Regions from separate parts of the Mus musculus genome. Here region 1 is linked to region 2. A link is a loop called in an ENCODE intact Hi-C map of the cell type or tissue named here. Cell type or tissue: heart. All regions are shown on one strand.

The links. A loop is a pair of places that touch in the nucleus more often than their neighbours do. Peaks named below come from ENCODE experiments on the same cell type or tissue, not always from the same donor. Only the 100,000 strongest peaks of a DNase experiment are listed, where the experiment ranks them.
Region 1: a loop joins it to region 2, with 2.3 times the contacts of the local background. A loop is called at or near these places in 1 of 42 quality-filtered maps.

Annotation. Positions count from the first base shown.
Region 1 is chr5:113,557,619-113,561,618 of GRCm38, forward strand. Wscd2 (WSC domain containing 2) reads left to right here. Exons shown (of 9, transcript NM_177292.3): 3 at 731-845; 4 at 3,283-3,467. Among named protein-coding and RNA genes, the nearest start is that of Gm52822, 15 kb to the left of the region's middle. In heart, no CTCF peak of the experiment used is centred here; a DNase peak (open chromatin) is centred at 2,132.
Region 2 is chr5:113,722,221-113,726,220 of GRCm38, forward strand. 1700069L16Rik (RIKEN cDNA 1700069L16 gene) reads right to left here and starts at 2,552. Exons shown (of 3, transcript NR_033216.1): 1 at 2,411-2,552; 2 at 1,480-1,645. In heart, CTCF peaks have their summits at 202 (motif pointing left), 2,452 (motif pointing left) and 2,652; a DNase peak (open chromatin) is centred at 2,431; H3K27me3 peaks cover 260 bases.

The DNA of each region.
Region 1 (4,000 bases), 160 kb before region 2:
TGGGATTAAAGGCGTGCACCACCACTGCCTGGCAACTGCATGGTTCTTAGATGTCGTTTGAAGTGCTTCTTGAATGGAAGCATCCCCCAGAGTCCCCTAGAGAGACAAACTGAAAAGTGTTTAGCCCAGCTCCATGAATGGCCAGTGTCTTATTCTGCCATTCAGACCCCTGTACCTCGCACACACAGGACAGTATAATAGAGCATTTGTGAGACATTCCACTCTGGCCATTGATTGGTGGCTTCATTTACACTGTAAGGAAAACATGAGGGAAGCCAACCCATCTAAGCCCCGTAGACCAGAGCTGGGGCGTGACCGTGGGAAGTGAGGCTGGAACCTTGAACTATCCAGGTGCAGTGAGACCCTTGAGGCAGGCCTTAAAGGAGTGAAAGGTTCCAGACCTTCCACAGTCACTAAAACATGCCTTATCCTGGGTGAAGTAGAGCTCCTTCTGGGCCACAGGTGTGGCCCCAGTGTTCAGTGTCACCAGGAGACCATGAATGTGGCTGTGCTCCAGGGAAAGGAACCCCTCCTGTGCCCTACTGTCTGTAGTCTCACCCCACTAGTTCCTACTGCCCATATTGGCCAAGACCCAGAAGTTTCCATCTCTTGAATATCAGGTGCTACACACTTGGCAAAGCCACACAGACAGGGAGAGACACCTGGGCCGCCTCCTGCAGCTCTCTGGCTTCATCCTCAAGTATACCTGACTCTTCCTCTTTCCCCACAGCCAAGTACATCGGCTGCTACCTGGACGACACCCAGAGCCGGGCCCTGCGAGGTGTGTCCTTTTTCGACTACAAAAAGATGACAGTCTTCCGTTGCCAGGACAACTGTGCTGAACGGTAGTGCCCCGTGCCCCAATGCTGCCACCATATCCCCAGACATGTCCCTTCCAACCGTTTCTACCAGGTGTTCCTTCAATAGTGTTGTTCGCCTTGGCTTGTCAGAGGGTCAATGGGGGAATGTAGAAAGAAAAGATTGCAAGAATGATTGACTAGTGTGTATGCACATGTGTACATGTAAGCATGTGTGTCTGCATATGTGTACACTAGTATGTATGTGGACATAAGCATGCATGTACACACATACAAGTGTGTATATACATGTGTGTATGTGTGTCTGCATATGTGTGCACATGCATGTGTGTATATATGTTTGTATACATGTATCTGCATATACGTGCACATGCATTTGTGTGTACATAAGCTTGTGTGTACACACATATATAAATGTATATATGTGTTTGTGTACATGTGTGTCTACATGTATGTGCACATACATGTGTGTGTGCACAAAAGATGCATGCAATGGGAGTATGACCGTACAACTGTATGAAGTGTGCCGAGGAGCAGGCTTGTAAGGTATGATGTGTGTGGTTAGCTGGTTACATGGGTGAGCTTAGTCTGGACAACTGACTGTCTCTGAGATGTGGTGTTTATGTGATCACAAGTCTTGGCATCCTCTTGCCTCGAGCTCTAGAGTTGCTGGAATTGCAGGCCTGTGTCATCGTGCCTGGTTTTAAACTCCACCTCTTAAAGAACACAGTTACAAACACCCTGTGGGCTCCCAGCTCTCCCAAGCCAGGAGATGTCAGCTGGCATAAAAGTCCCTTCCCTGACTGGAAGCTACTAAGCTCTCTCTAGAACAATGTTCCTCCTCCTCACCCTTCACCCCTTCTGGCTCTGAGGTACAGGCTGTCTCCAGTTTCAGAACTGATAGCAAGCTTTCCTTGAGAAACACCGCTTCTGTCAGTGGGTTTTGTTGTAGGAGAGGGTCCCAAGGGATGTCTGGGGACAGGGACATGGAGCAGGTCCTGCAAATGAGGTTCCAAAATGCTCAGTCACGTCAGCTGCTCTTGCTTCATCTTCTGGGAGGAACAGGTGGATAGGGCAGAACTAATGTCACCAAGTCACTAGGGCATGTGCAGCCATAAATCTGGGTGGCTCTCCCATCCACCCAGCACCACATCAGGATCCAGGAGACAGCAGTTGCCACCAGCATTTCCTCTGTCAAGGGATGTTCTGGCAGGCTGCTCTCTGAGGAGCCCTCATGGCTCTGGGAGCACGGTGAGCAGGAGGCTGGCAGGGCTCCCCATCTCCCAAATTCTCAGCCAGAGCCTCCTTCCGTGTGTTTAGACCGGTGTCCACCGAGTGACCTTTTTAGGAAAAGATTCCACAGCTAGGAAAAAAATAGCTCGTCCTTAAAGCCTCTGGAATTTTGTTTTGCTTTGTTTGGAGGAAGAAATTTTCTTCTTGGCTGGGTGTGTGAGATTGGTTTTGTAGCCTGCCAAAGGGACCCAAGTGCCTTGGCTCCTCCCCCTTCTCCAGTGCTTCCCAAGGGACCTGGCAATGAGGTAATAGGTTCCTGGAAGGTGAAGGTTGGGTTCTTCAGAGGTGAAGGGGGGTGGGGGGGGGCAGGATGGTGGTTGTGTGGGTGTGTGCTCAGGATCTGGTGTGTGTGTGTGTGTGTGTGTGTGTGTGTGTGTATGGCTGTGTATGCATGTAGCTGTATGGGTGTGTGTGTATGTATGTGTGAAGGTGTGTGTATATGAATGAATTGTATGAGTAAATATGTATATGTGTGTATGTGTGTATATGAGTGTGAATGTATGAGTATGTGTGTAAATGTGTGTGGCTCTAGGTGCATGTGTGTAGCTGTATGGGTGTGTGTATGTGCATAGCTCTGTGTGTGTGTGTGTGTGTGTGCATAGCTGTATGTGTGCGCGCGCATAGCTGTATGGGTGTATATGTGTGCATAGCTGTATGGGTGTGTGTGTATGTGCATAGCTGTGTGTATGTGTGTGTTTGTGTGTGTGTGCATGCAAATAGCTGTATGGGTATATGTGTGTATGTATGAGTATCTGAATGTGTGAGTATGTAACAGTATATGTGTGAATGTCTGTATATGAGAGTATGAATGCATATCTACAAATGTATGAGTGTATGTGCATGTGTTATGTGTGAATGTGAGTGTCGATATGGACATGAAGGATATAACACATCAGGCAATGATGAGGACTGTTGGGTGTCCCCAGCATGCTCTCCATGTCCCCAGGGGTCTCTGACTCCCCACCCTCTGTGACCCCCAGCCGGGCGACCTGCCTTATGGAGTAGGTATGACCCCTATTCTTCCTCTATCCCTACCCTCCACCCTTTGTCCCCATTCTGAAGTCTCCATTGCTCTCAATCCTTGGTCTCCATGCCTCCTGGAGTCTCCTGTCCCCTGGGGTCTCCCTGGTGCTGTTGCCCTGCCTGACAGCAGCTTCCCCCCGCCCCCCAGGGGTTATCTGTATGCTGGGCTGGAGTTCGGCGCAGAGTGCTACTGTGGCCACAAAATCCAGGCAGCCAACGTGAGCGAATCAGACTGTGACATGGAATGCAAAGGAGAGCGGGGCAGTGTGTGTGGCGGCATCAACCGTCTCTCAGTCTACCGGCTGCAGCTGGCTCAGGAGTCTGCCCGAAGGTGTACGTGAGTCCGCCTCGCCCCTCTGCTGTTTGGCCCTCCACTGCCCAGCCTGAGGGTCCCTGACAGTCTCGCCCTCAGTATCTGCCCTGTGCCTTCTGTGAAGTCCATCACTCCAAGGCCACACAGTAGGCTTTGCCTCCCTCCTCAGAAACCATTACATTCCCTCAACCTTCCAATGTCCCTGCTCTCCTCTGGCCCACTGAGTCTGGACCTGATCTTGGCCTGTCTCTTTCTGAGACAAGATTGTCTGCACTACCTAGGGCAAGGTACTAGCCAAGACCATAAGAGCGTGAAGCCCTTGTCCCTTTCTGAGCTCATGGTTTGGGCTAGCTCACGTCATCTTCATGGTGACCCCTGAAATAGGCAGGAGGAGAGCTAGGCCTGGTGGCACAGGCCTGGCGTTCCTGCTACTGGGAAGGCTGGTGGTGGATGCTTCCAAGTGAAGGACAGCCTGGGCTACATAGTGAGAACCAGCCTCAAAACAAGTTTAAGAGTTTGGGAGGGTTCTGGGAATGTAGCTCTGTGGTAGAGT
Region 2 (4,000 bases):
TATGTATATATATATATATGAGTACATGTGTGTGCTTTGTGTGTATGTGTGTATGCATATGTTTGTGTATATATGCATATGTTTGTGTGCAAGTGCAAAGAACATAAAAATAGAAAGTCAGCTGTGAGAGGGGAAGAAACAAAAGGAGAGGAAGAGCAGGGAAGGGAGAGTATGGAATAGATCCGGCCTCTGCTGGCCACTGTGGGTACTGCATGCATACAGTACACCACACACACACACACACACACACACACACACACACACGTGCGTGCAGGCATGCACACATACTCATAAATCTTTAAAAGCACTTCCCTTTCATAGAGAATAAAAGTTTCAAGAGGACAAGACCTCTCTCTCCTGCCATTCCCATAAAAAATGCACAGCCTGGACCTAATCACACAGAAACAACAACAACAACAACACACACACACACACACACACACGCACACACACACACGGGGTGGCCCATGAAGTGACTGCCTGTTCTCTTCAGAACCGTCCAGGTCAAATGGTACAGTGGCACATGCCTGTAACCCCAGGACTCAGATGGAGGCGGGAGGGTCAGGGCATCCTCAGCTACACTGGGCTCAAGGCCAAGGCCAGCCTGGAACACACAGGACGCTGACTCAAAAGCCAAAACAGTGTCTAGTCCAGGTCATGAGGGTGGGGGGTGGGGCGTGGGGAGGGGAGGGTCAAAGAGAGTCTGAGGAATGTTCCAGATTGAGAGAGACTCAAAAGGCAGCGCAGCTACAGTATAATGGTGATCCTGAACTTCCTTGCTGGGACAAGGGGACATGCACCAGGCCCCTAAAGGTCAGGCTGGGAAAGACCCTCCTCCCACCCCCGCAACTTTACTTGAAAGCATCCCTGCCTCAGATTTTGGAACAAAACCTACAATGATGGTGGTGACACTCTGTGTGCTGTCCCCCATACCCCGCCAGGTGACCATCGGCCACACAGAGCCACTGAACTTTGAAAATGTGGTTCATGCAACTGAGGGACTGATTTTTTTTCCATTGTATTTAAATTTTCATTATAATTAATTTCAGTGAACTGAAATGTAAATGGCCAGCGCTCAGGAGGCAGAGGCAGGTGGATTTCTGAGTTCTCCAGGCCAGCCTGGTCTACAGAGTGAGTTCCAGGACAGCCAGGGCTACACAGAGAAACCCTGTCTCAAAAAAACAGAAAGAGAGAGAGAGAGAAATGACGCTGTGAGAGAGAAATTGACGCTTTTGCCAGGCTCCTATGTTCTGCAAAGAAAGCTAAGTTTGCCTCTATCGCCCGTCCTTGGCGCTCCTGTTCTGGGTTCTACCTGCAAGGCTCTGAGAACCGTGTGTTAGCCTGCATGGCTGCCCCCTTCCTGAGGTTCCCCCAAGGAGAGAGACTTCCCCTGGCTGACCCATCTAACAGGCTTCCAAAGAACCCTTTCTACTGAGCCTGGACCACTCTGCAAATCTAGGAGGAAGGATCCAGTTTTACCTCTTGCCAGTCTGGGGACAGCTGATGCAATCTGTCTCCTGCTGAGATGCTGGGCCCTGGAGCAGGAGAAGGGAAGTTCCACCTGCTGTGGGGCCAGCTGAGCGCCATGTGGCCAGGTCTGTTATAGCCAGCATTGCCAGCAGAAAGCCTTGGCTTCCCTTGTACCCTGGAAAGAGACCCGTTGTGTGAGAGTTGAATAGATAGAATTCATTCTCCAACATCAAACTGTGATAGTCTTTAAAGGGCAACCTCCAGCAACCCTTAGCCTGGGGTTGTTCTCCAGTCGCCTTTAGAGGGATCACCTTGACCTTGCACTCCCCCACACAGCTGAATCCGACGTTTGCCCCTCCCCCACCCTAGCCCGATCCCATCCTCTCTCACAGTGATGAACCAGCCTTGTCTGAGATATCCCGGATTCTTTTCTTTCATCAACACCTGCTCTCACACACCCTGTCTTGAACAGGCAGGTCAGGTTAGGGTGCTCTAACAAACGGTCCCCCAAGTCCCTCACTGATGGACCACCAAGGCTCATACTGCATACATTCAACTCGGACTGCATCTGCTCCGACTCCCCACTGGCACGATTCAGTCACCACCTCCATGGGCAGCGGCTGTAGCCTGTGAGAGAGGGAACGTGTTCTACAGTATCCTTCAGCAAGGGTCTGAGTCCTAACCCAGAACCAGCTGTATGACCTGCCCGGCCTTTGGATGCAGAAAGAAAGTTACTGCAGGGATGGACCTGACAGAGCTCTTACTAGTAGGGAACCGGGGGGGTGGGGGTGGGGGAATCAGGAGCAGAATCGACTTATCCGTGGATTATGGACAAGATATATCCTTTAAGGCACACAATTGCCTACTTCTGGACAGGTCAACAGCTCACCAGCCAGTTAGCGACAAATCCAACCAGGGAGGGTTCCAACTCGGTACTCACAGGAGCCAATTTGCCTGTCAACAGCGCCACCTGCTGGTCGATAAAAGTCATCCGCGGAGGCGCCCACCTGGGAGCTAGCCGAAGAGCAGGGCCCAGCCACTGCTCACCCAAACAACTCCCAGCCTAACCAGGAGGCAGCCTCGGCAATCGACAGTTAGGCCTGAGGACAAACATTCTAAATCGGGCGCCAGAGCACTGCACAGTTTTCTCAGTGGCTCTCCAGAAAACCCTATCTCAAGATGTCGTCATCGATGTGTCGAACAGGTGCCACTCATTAACAGTCATTGAGACTCTTTTAAGGGCTTTTTAAGTTGACTGTGTTGTGTACGGGTAACATTGTACAGACAGAGCAGGCTGTGTTTGTGTATTTAGGAGTATATAATAATTAAAAAGACCATGAACGGGGACTGGTGAGATGGCTCAACGGTTAAGAGCACCGACTGTTCTTCCGAAGGTCCTGAGTTCAAATCCCAGCAACCACATGGTGGCTCACAACCACCCCTAATGAGATCTGATGACCTCTTCTGGTGTGTCTGAAGACAGCTACAGTGAATGTACTTATGTATAATAATAAATAAATCTTTGGGCCTGAGCAAGCAGAGTTGACTGGAACAAGCAGAGGTCCTAAAATTCAATTCCCAACAACCACATGAAGGTTCACAACCATCTGTACAGCTACAGTGTACTCACATACATAAAGTAAATAAATAAATGTTTTTTAAAAAAAGACCATGAACTCAAAAGGAAGAGGTGGGGACATGGGAGCAAATGGAAGGGGAAATGGTATAACTACGTTATGATCTCAAACATATGTTTTAATTCTTTAGAGCTTGTTGCTTTTTTTTTTTTTTTTTTAAGGTAAGGACTTAGGTGGTAGGTGAGGCAGCTCCGTAGACAGAAGCACTTTGCCAGAGGACAAGCTGACGGGGAGCCTCGGGAGAGCTGCCCACCACCTTTGACGCAGGGTTGCTCACTTCCCTTTCATGGCTCGTCACAGCAGTGTGCCACAAACAAGTGTCCTCAGAATGGACACTGAAGGGGAAGAGGGCGTGGGAGTGCACCGGGTTGAATGCTGAGGTCGCAGGTCACCTCAGTCAGGTAGGCAGCCGGGAGCAGAAAGACAGGCCTGGAGGACACAGACAGATTCCTCCAAGACCCGGGAGAACCCAGAAAATGCCATTCGCTTCTTCTCCCCTCCCCACCCCTGCTGTGAGAAAGGAGAGGAAATAGGTATTTTTAAGATATAAGAAGATATAGATGCCGACACGACTTTATATTACGAGAGGAACTGCTGGCCAAGAAGCACCAAATTATTTACAGCATGTTTCCCAGAACTCAAAGAAACACTGAACTTTTTTTTTTAAACAGGCCTGAAACCAAAGCATAATTTATAACAATACATCAAACTTAGCAATACATAAATCCTCTCGCCTTACAAAAAAAACACACCGAGAATTGTTCACTCTCCGTAAGTGACTCAAGGCCAGCCTGAGGACACACGTCACCATGGACGGATCCCCATCACGGGGAAGGAAGCTGCTTCTACCGGAGGTGACTCCCACAGTGGCAGAGGGACCAGTTAACAAGGGA